Regions from separate parts of the Homo sapiens genome. Here region 1 is linked to region 2. Evidence: read pairs that join two places in POLR2A ChIA-PET (ENCODE). Cell type or tissue: PC-9. All regions are shown on one strand. Links, peaks and the distances in the headings refer to the core of each region. The heading gives the core; the rest is flanking DNA.

Region 1 (4,396 bases), core at 92-4,091, 250 kb before region 2:
CTTTCGGCAAGCCATAACACTCAGTTCATTACACCATCTGATGTTTTTCTATGACTGAATATTTATGTAAATAAAATTTGCAAAACAATCTATTGAAATTAAAAGAAAATATAATTTATAATAAATTCATATCAACTTTAAAAATCAACATCACTTAGATTAAAATTACTTAATCTTTTGAAAATGTAATTAAATCTTTAAACATATTTTTATAAAATAAAACCTATTTATTAATACAATTCTAGCCTTTGAGGTCTGCCTGTGGCCAACATAAAGAATTAATATCATGCTTTTTGTATGTTATGGATAGGCCTGCAAATACACAAATTAAAAGTGTTAGGATTTGTTTAATATTGCAAACTATTTCCCAACCATCATGTGAAGCTGTTGTGAATACTGCCTTAATTTTTGACTGATTCCAGAATCACAGGCTGGAGCATTGAGAGAAGCAAGAAATAGACACTCAGCATTCCTAGGAAAGGATACTGCACTTTGCATGAGTCTGTGCATTCATGAAATCTGTGAGGAAGAATAAGGTAAGTTAACTAATTTGCCTAATTCTTATCTGAGTTCATATGGGGCTCACATCCTGCCCATCCTCCAAAGGGAGGTGTCCATCTCCAGCGCTGGCAGCGGCACAACCCACAAATCTTCATGGATGGCATTTGGACAAGGTTTCCCTTTGATTCACAGACACAGGACAAGAGACACGGAGAAGCGTTTCTCTGGGGCCTGAATGGTGTTACTCATCCGAGTGGTGTTTAGGGTTATTGGTTGTGCTGTGCCGATGCTGAGTTCTGAATCCTGAATGACAGAGATGCTCTCAAGTTCCTTAACACATTAATCTATTTTGGGTTTGTGATATGTAAGACCTATAAAGCATGGGCTCAGAGAAGGGGACCCTTTTGCCTGGGTCTTTCCCAGATGATGGATGACTCATTCAATAGATGCCAGTGTGGACGAATGATGGCTAAAGATCACACACTCAAAACAGAAAAGAAATTGAATCATAAAGTTTCATTTTTTGAATGTTCCTCTGTATGCCTTCCCTAATCTCTGTTCCTCCCTTATTGACTGAATTAATCATCATCCTTCCATTCCTACATATAATTTTTATTATTACAAATATCACACTGTAATATATAATTTAAAATTAAGCTAATGTTTGTTTCTCTGGCTAGGTTGGAATCTTGAGCAACAAGGTGGTACCTTAATTGTCCCTATGTCTCCAGCAGGCAGCACAGTGATTGATATTTCATAAATATGTGGGTAGAAGTGGACTGTGAGCATTAGGAGTCTGTGCTTAGAAGCCAAACGTTCCTGGGTTTGAATCATGGTCTTACCACTTCCCAGTTAGGTGACTTTGGAAGTTTCTTAACACCTCTAAGCCTCAGTTTGCTCATCTGAAACTGGGGATAGTGACATTCCCCCCTTCATATGGTTGTTCTGAGGCTTACTTTTTTGCAAAATGTTTAGTATAATGTTAGCCGTTGCAACGTTCCATTATTTATCACACAGTACATCTCCAAACCAAACAATCCCCATGTCCAGCCTCACAGTATTGACATGTGGGCAAACCAGGCAGTGCATACCAGGCCACTTGCAAGGACATTGCAAGGAGGCATTATTGTTAGGTCAATTTCTAAACTTAAAAGGGGTACCGAGTGTGTGGAAGATTTGCAACTCTTTGAGCCTATGGGTAGAGAAGAAGGATTAAGGAATTCATCTAAGCTAAAAGACTCCTGGAACAGATGAAATATAGACCTTCAGTTGTTATTCTCCTCCTGGAGGGTGACGCTCTCTGGCAAATATTTCCTTCACTAATGGGCTGGTGGTGATGTCCCTGTCCAGAAGCAGCTCCCATCAAAAGCTGAGAAGCTGAGGAGTTGGTGTAACCTGAGACCTCACTCCAGCAGGCCTAAAATCGCAGCTGAGCTTGCAGGAGCATTCTGAGCAGCAGCCTTGTGGGGGCTCTACCCCGTGTGTCGGGTGGCTGTGTCTTGTCTATCAGGAATGACCTGGCTGTGTCCTGCCAAACAGGTACAGGCTGTGTCCTGCCTCTCCAACCTGGACAAAAATGCACAGGCTATTGTGGGCTGGTGCGATCCTATCTCTCAGCCAATTTTCTTAATCATCTGCCGTGGCCCTGGGAGGCATCTCAGGTTTCCACGGCCCCATGGCCCACAATATTTGCTATTTTGGGCCAGGTAGTCAGGGTCTACAGCTGTATTCTGTGTCATCCATGGAGCAGCCATTCGACAAGTATTTCGTCAGCTCTGATTCATCTTCAGGCAAGGTGCCAGGTGCAGAGGACAGGGAAAGTGTAAGAAGGCTCTCACTCCAGGTGGCTTATACTCTTGCTAGGAAAAGATAGAGGCTACTACTCAGCTGCTAGTCTAACAAATATATGTCCTAAGCGGCAAATCAGTGCTTTGGAAGACGAATGAGGGGCCTGTAGGGTTAACTGGGTTGTTCAAAGAGGGAGTCTTAGAACAAGAGATGTTTCTTTCTGTGTTAGGATGATTTCCTGATCTTGCAGTTGCCCATTTATCTGTAGTGCCCACATAACCAGCATAGGTGCCACCTCACCCATTGCCATGATTTGGGGTGAAGGTGGGGGTCAGACTCTTTCCCAGACTGGTATGAGGGTATAATTCTTAGAGTAGCATGGAATGGGGTTTGCAAATTACTTCTCATGAACACCCTAGACTCTGGAACAACCCTTAGAAAAATGGAAACACTATGCAACAGCTCTGCCAGCTCAGAGATGGGATGGGAGAAACCAGGGCTCCTGCTGGAGCACAGTGTCTTAGAGTGTGGCTTGCCGTCCAGGATGTATCTCTAGTAGTTGTGAGGCTATGTCAGGCTGTGAGGCCAGGTCAAGGGTCTGGATGACCTGAAATCAGATTGCAAGGACCACAGTGGGGCTTGAAGTTGCATGCCCATCTTAGATGTTCTAGGATCTCAGGGCAGGCCAGAAAGAGCTCCATTTGCAAAGCATTGAATATAGGAGGGGTTGGGGGTGTGTCTCTGAATCATGCTCTGGACTAGTCCCCAGGGGACTTATAGCAAGTTCCTTATTGAAAGAGTTTATTCAACTCCATGAGTAAGACCAGCTTTGAGGGTTCTAAAGAGCAATTGGTACTGAGAGGACAGACCATTCAAGGTAGCTCCAGAGACCTGTCATCAAACGGGAGTAGCTTTGCCTCTGTAATAAACTCTGGATGGGGATCACATCAGGAGAAACTTCAGCACATGTCCATGGTCATCATCATCATCACCATCATATTTTATTATACAAGAGCAGTCACTAAGCACCTACTCTGTGCCAGGCACAATGCTATGTGCAGATCCTCATAGCAGTCTTTCAAGCTAAATATCACTTCCCTCATCCTGCAGGGGAAGCAACAGAAGTCCAGAGATGTTAAATAACGTGTAGAAAGTCACACTGCATTAAATTGGCAGGGCTGGGACTCAAACCTAGGTCTGTCTGACTCTGAAGTCTATGCTCAACTTCAGCAACTGTAGCCACAGCAGCAGCAGAGATGTAGTGGCTTTGGCACCAGGAGAACTTTGTCTGAAAGTAAGTGCTAGAGACTCAGAACCTGCTAGGATTCTAGGTTGCAAGCAACAGAAACTAATTTTCTTTCTTTCTTTTTTTTTTCTTTTTGAGATAGAGTCTTGCTCTGTCACTCAGGCTGGAGTGCAGTGGCACAATCTTGGCTCACTGCATCCTTGGCTCACTGCAACCTCCACCTCCCAGGTTCAAGCGATTCTCCTGCCTCAGCCTCCTGAGTAGCTGGGATTACAGGCACGTGCCACCATGCCTGACTAATTTTTGTATTTTTAGCAGAGAGGGTGTTTTAATGTGTTGACCAGGCTGGTCTCGAACTCCTGACCACGGGTGATCCGCCCGCCTTGGCCTCCCAAAGTGCTGGGATTACAGGTGTGACTGACTAGCTAATTTAAATAGCAAGAGGATTATTGGAGTGACATAGGGTCAGTCAAATACTGACAGAAAGACTGAAGAACTGGGCAGGGACCTGCCCTCACCAGGAGTCACACAGTGAGAAGTTCCTCTAGGCAAGTGTCAGATGCTGGGAAGTCAGAACAGAATGACAAACGTCCATTGCAGATTCCTAAGAATGGCAGAAGAACAAGGAAGATGGGATTGAAACCCCAGCAATCAAAACTTGTGGTCAAATGTAGCTAAAAACTATAGCCATCGGTACCTGAGTATCAACATCTCCTATGAACAATTCACCTATACAGATTTGAGCAGACAGGTGATAGAAGGCCAGGCACTGTGGCTCATGCCTGTAAGCCCCAGCACTTTGGGAGGCCAAGGCAAGCGGATCGCTTGAGCTCAAGAGTTTGAGACTAGCCTGGGCAACAT
Region 2 (4,396 bases), core at 102-4,101:
ACAAGAGCAAAACTCTGTCTCAAAAAAAAAAAATAAATAAATAAATCCAGAAAACTCCTCCTTTGAATTATTCTCTTAGTACTGAAACCATCAGGTAGGAGTGGGGACATGTGGCAGTCAATAGCCTGGAGAAAAGACAACCCAGAAGTGAGTCAGAGGGTAAGTTCTGCCTCCTCCAGTTTGGGGGAGGCACCCCTTTGAGGGTGCAAAGGGGGCTGGCACGACTGCAGGGCACCCTATCGTTTCTCCATCGCAGTCAAAAGAGTATTCTTTTTTTTCTCACTCCATTCCACCACTTCAGCAACTCAACTTATTTTTCCAAAAGACTCTGAACAACTTGAGGGCAGTGGCTGGCGCTTAATATTTCAGCATCCCCAGAATGAGGCTCTTAATAACTGCCAAGTACATGAATGAAAAAATTGAACATAGAAAATGTTAAGTCCAAGCTGGGTGCTGTGGTTTGCACCTATAATTCCAGGTACTTGGGAGGCTAAATGGGGAGGATTGCTCGAGGCCGGGAGTTTGAGATGAGCCTGGGCAACATAGTGAGACCCCCCACCTCTAATTAACTTATTAAGTAAATAAGTAAATAAATGAGCAAGCAGGCTAGCCAGATATGGTGGCATGTGCTTGTGGCCCCAGCTACTTGGGAGGCTGAGGCAGGAAGAAGGCACGAGGCCACGAATTCATAACCAGCCTGGGCAATACAGTAAGACATGATCTCAAAAAAAGAAAAGAAAAGGAAAGTCCATGACATTATTCACACTGCTACCAGTTTAAATGTTTCTAAAATATGGACTGGTTGTGCCATTCCCCTGCTTAAAAACTGCCAATGGCTCCCCACTACTTACAATAAAGACTGAAGTCCGCAATGTGGAAGAGACCTGTCACCCTGCAGCCCAGTCCATCCTCCTGCCTGGTGGTCCCCCAGCTCTACATGCTCCAGATAGATCAGACCACTCACTATTCCTGAAGAAATCATGACCCTTTAATAAATCTACCTATGCCTTTGCATATGCTATTCTCTCTTCTTCAGTTCCCAAGTTCAGGGTAAAATGTGGTGCAAAGTCACCTATGACAGGCTGTCGTCATACTTGGCCACTTAAAGCAGCTGGGTGACACAACAGGCTGAAGAAATGTTCCCTCTTGCAAACTGGTATGGGAGATTTTCATATTAAACTGCAGTCTCTTAAGTGTTAGGAATCAAAATGACATTTACTGGAGCACAATAGAACATTCCTCTGTGCAAGCTGGGTGTCAGTGCTGAGCAGGGACCCAGCAAGCATTACAGTTTTCATTCCTGTAATCATCGCACCATACATTTTTCTTCCCCAAGGACACTTGTCTACACATTCTGTCAAGAAAAAAATAACTTTTATGTATATTTCTTCATTTCCTCCCTAAGAACCTTGGGAAGGCCAATAGATTATTTCTGATCTCAGAGTGGGAGCTCAAATGCCACCAGCAAGAACTGGAAGTGTTTTCTCCTGGAAGGACACATTACAGCAGGAATGCATGATGGCTTCTTAGTGGTCCTAAGTGAGTCCCCGATATCCTGGACCATACCTTGGGGTTTCCGCCACCTTCTTTGGCTGCATACAACATCTGCAAGGCAGACTCTGCGAGAGTCTTGGTCTGGTCCAGCACCGTCATCTGCTGCTGATGATCAAGAATCTTGGAGGCCACACCAACTGCGGCTAAGATCAAGGGCTCAAAATAGCTTGCCAGTTGTGTCACCTTTCAAAAAAAAAAAAAAAAGCCAGAGATGTATCATGTAAATACACGTGTCTCCTTCAGGGGCTCCACAGTCAGGCGCGGGAGGGGAACAGGACTGGGCTGACTCACAGGGAGAGGCAGATCTGCTGCAATTTACTGCTGAAAGTGCTTGCTAATTAATGGACTCTTTCTTGGTTTTTACTTTCTCCAGGGAGTTCTTCATCTCTCTAAATATGGCAGAGGTGCTAAGAAACCCATTCCAAGATCCAGAGTTAGATATGAGAATTGAATTCAATTTTACAAACTGTCAATTTCTATAAATTAACAACTTTTAAAAGAACTAAAGACATCTTACAAACTCAGGAGGAAGGAGGAGTGGAAAAGGGTAAGGTAGCAGGGGAGCAGAAAAAAGCAGGAGATGAAAGAAACCTTCAAAAGCTTTGTAGGAAGCCAATCCCAACTGCCTTTTGCCCAGAGCATTTTGACCAAGCCTTGATTTGGAAAAACAGCACAAATGATTTCACATCAGCCTAGATGCTCTGTTTATGATTCGCCCAACTTGGGAGAACAAAAAAAGCTTATCCCGACAGGAACCACTGCCTCCGCACAGGCCTCTTTCCAGGAGGGCACTGCCATGCATATCCATCCACGCTCACTAAAGCTCGCCTACCAGCTGGGCGCTGTGGGCCATGTGTTGCAAACATCTAGCGGGCGCACCCCCTATGCCAGGCTCTCTGCTGAAAGTTTAACTTCCATTTCCTCACTGAGCCTCCACAACTTTAAGAGGCAGATACACATGAAGATACCGAGGCTTTGAGGGGTTGAGACGCATGCTCCATCTCATGCAGCTAAGAGGTGGAGACAGCGGCATCCCACCCCACAGCCCTGGCTCTCAGCTGCCACAGTCTGTGGTCTCTTTCACTTTCATTGGGATGCCAGTCCTGCTGCTGTGGGAGCACCGCACTTTTAGAAGTTTATCATTTGGTGTTTGGATGACCCTCTACCTGGCATCAGAATATGAGATCTTAACATTTTGCTATATTCACTTCAGACACCAGAATCTATCCCCTCTCAGAATCTATCCTCACTCAGATAAAATACAATGGCATGAATCACACTTTTCTGTTCAATGCCTCATTCTGTGCGGTAATGACTAATGGCTAAATTACACCCTTTAAGAGAACTTAAGATCAAACCTTTAGCCAGCACCTCCCTTAACGCTTCTTCCCATCACATGTTAGAAGAATGAGTGTTGTGGGGATGTGGACAGGAAGACCACTCACATGAGCAGTCACTGGGCCAGCAGGAGAGGGTGGAGGATGATGGGGTGGGGGTGGCTAGGGCAAGGTGAGGGAACGTGTCCAAAAAATAAAACTTAATTAACGCTAATAGTGAGACATGATTATTGGCCAACAATAAAACTTATTTTTACATTGTTATTTCCTCTATGGTTATCTTACAGAGAGGTTTCAAACCTGGTGAATAGGGCTGTTCCCGGCCCTTAGGGAGCCTTTGAATGAATTTTAAAGGGGTCCTTTGGGCAGACATGAGCGACGCCAGGGCAGAGCATGGGCTGAATTTTCGTCCCTACTTCCCACTTCAGCCAAATGCCTTTGTGGAGGGCACAGCCTATACAACCACAGGCAGCAGCTCCACACACTTGCATTTGATTTCATCCTCATCCCCAGGAAGGGCACTGGTGTCACCACCAAAGGGAACGGAGCACTGAAGGGTCATCGGGACAGAGGGCTTAGGGTGGTCCTTTATGTCCTAAAGGAGGAGTCAAAATGTTTAATGCATTAGAATCTTATATGTTTTCTAGGTTAATTTTATTATTTTCAAAGTATGTTTCATCAATGCAACTGTCAAATGTCAGCGGTTGCTGTGTGCTGAGAATAATTAAATGCAAAACTAAATGGGAGCCCGGCTCCCCCATGGAGGTAGCATGGCTGGGCCATGAAGGACTTCAGCTCTGGCTTCAGAATCACTGGATTTGAATCTTCCCTGCCAATTCCTTACTGAGAAATATTTAGCTAATTGTTCCAATTGCTCCACTTCAGTTTCCTTATCTGTAAAATGGGGATTAATAATAGCACTGAGAGTTCATCAGGACTGGTAGGAGGATTAGTGTACATGAAAGCCCTTCACCATGCTAACCGCCAAATAGGAAGTACTCAGTAAAGGCTAGGTGCTCACATATTACAGGCAAAGCTTTTTGAAGGCATGTGCTTTTCTCTGTATTTAGGGAGCTTAGCAAGTACTTTAACACCATTAGTTCTTGAGACATGACAGAACAGGAAACATCCTTCCTTGGGTTAGCACATGCATTAAAATAACACAGAATTTTGAGTATTTGGTACATAACGTTCATTCCTAGGTCTAGGGACACGGTGGACTGAATGGTGGCCCCTCAAAAGATATGTCCATATTCAAACACCTGCAACCTGGGAATGTGATCTCATGTGGAAAAAGGGTGTTTGCAGGTGCATTTAAAGACCTTGAAATAAGAATGTCCTGAGTTACCGGGACGGGCTCTAAATCCAATAACAAGTGTCCATCTAAGAGACAGAAGAGACACCGAAGAGCAGGTGACAATGTGATTACGAAAGCAGGGATCAGCGCGACAGTCAAGGAGTGCCAGGAGCCATAGGAAGATATAAGCAGCAAAGAACAGATTCTC

Evidence for each region. Peaks named below come from ENCODE experiments on the same cell type or tissue, not always from the same donor. Only the 100,000 strongest peaks of a DNase experiment are listed, where the experiment ranks them.
Region 1: POLR2A ChIA-PET joins it to region 2 with 8 read pairs; 1 of 35 experiments calls an interaction of 5 or more read pairs at or near these places.

What each region holds. Positions count from the first base shown.
Region 1 is chr15:63,017,502-63,021,897 of GRCh38, reverse strand. No RefSeq gene overlaps it. Among named protein-coding and RNA genes, the nearest start is that of TPM1, 23 kb to the left of the region's middle. In PC-9, for the core only: no CTCF peak of the experiment used is centred there; a DNase peak (open chromatin) is centred at 2,137; H3K27ac peaks cover 2,546 bases.
Region 2 is chr15:62,768,305-62,772,700 of GRCh38, reverse strand. TLN2 (talin 2) reads right to left here. Exons shown (of 59, transcript NM_015059.3): 42 at 1,567-1,737. Among named protein-coding and RNA genes, the nearest start is that of MIR190A, 53 kb to the left of the region's middle. RefSeq lists an enhancer at 1,906-2,419. In PC-9, for the core only: no CTCF peak of the experiment used is centred there; DNase peaks (open chromatin) are centred at 1,750 and 2,890; H3K27ac peaks cover 1,657 bases.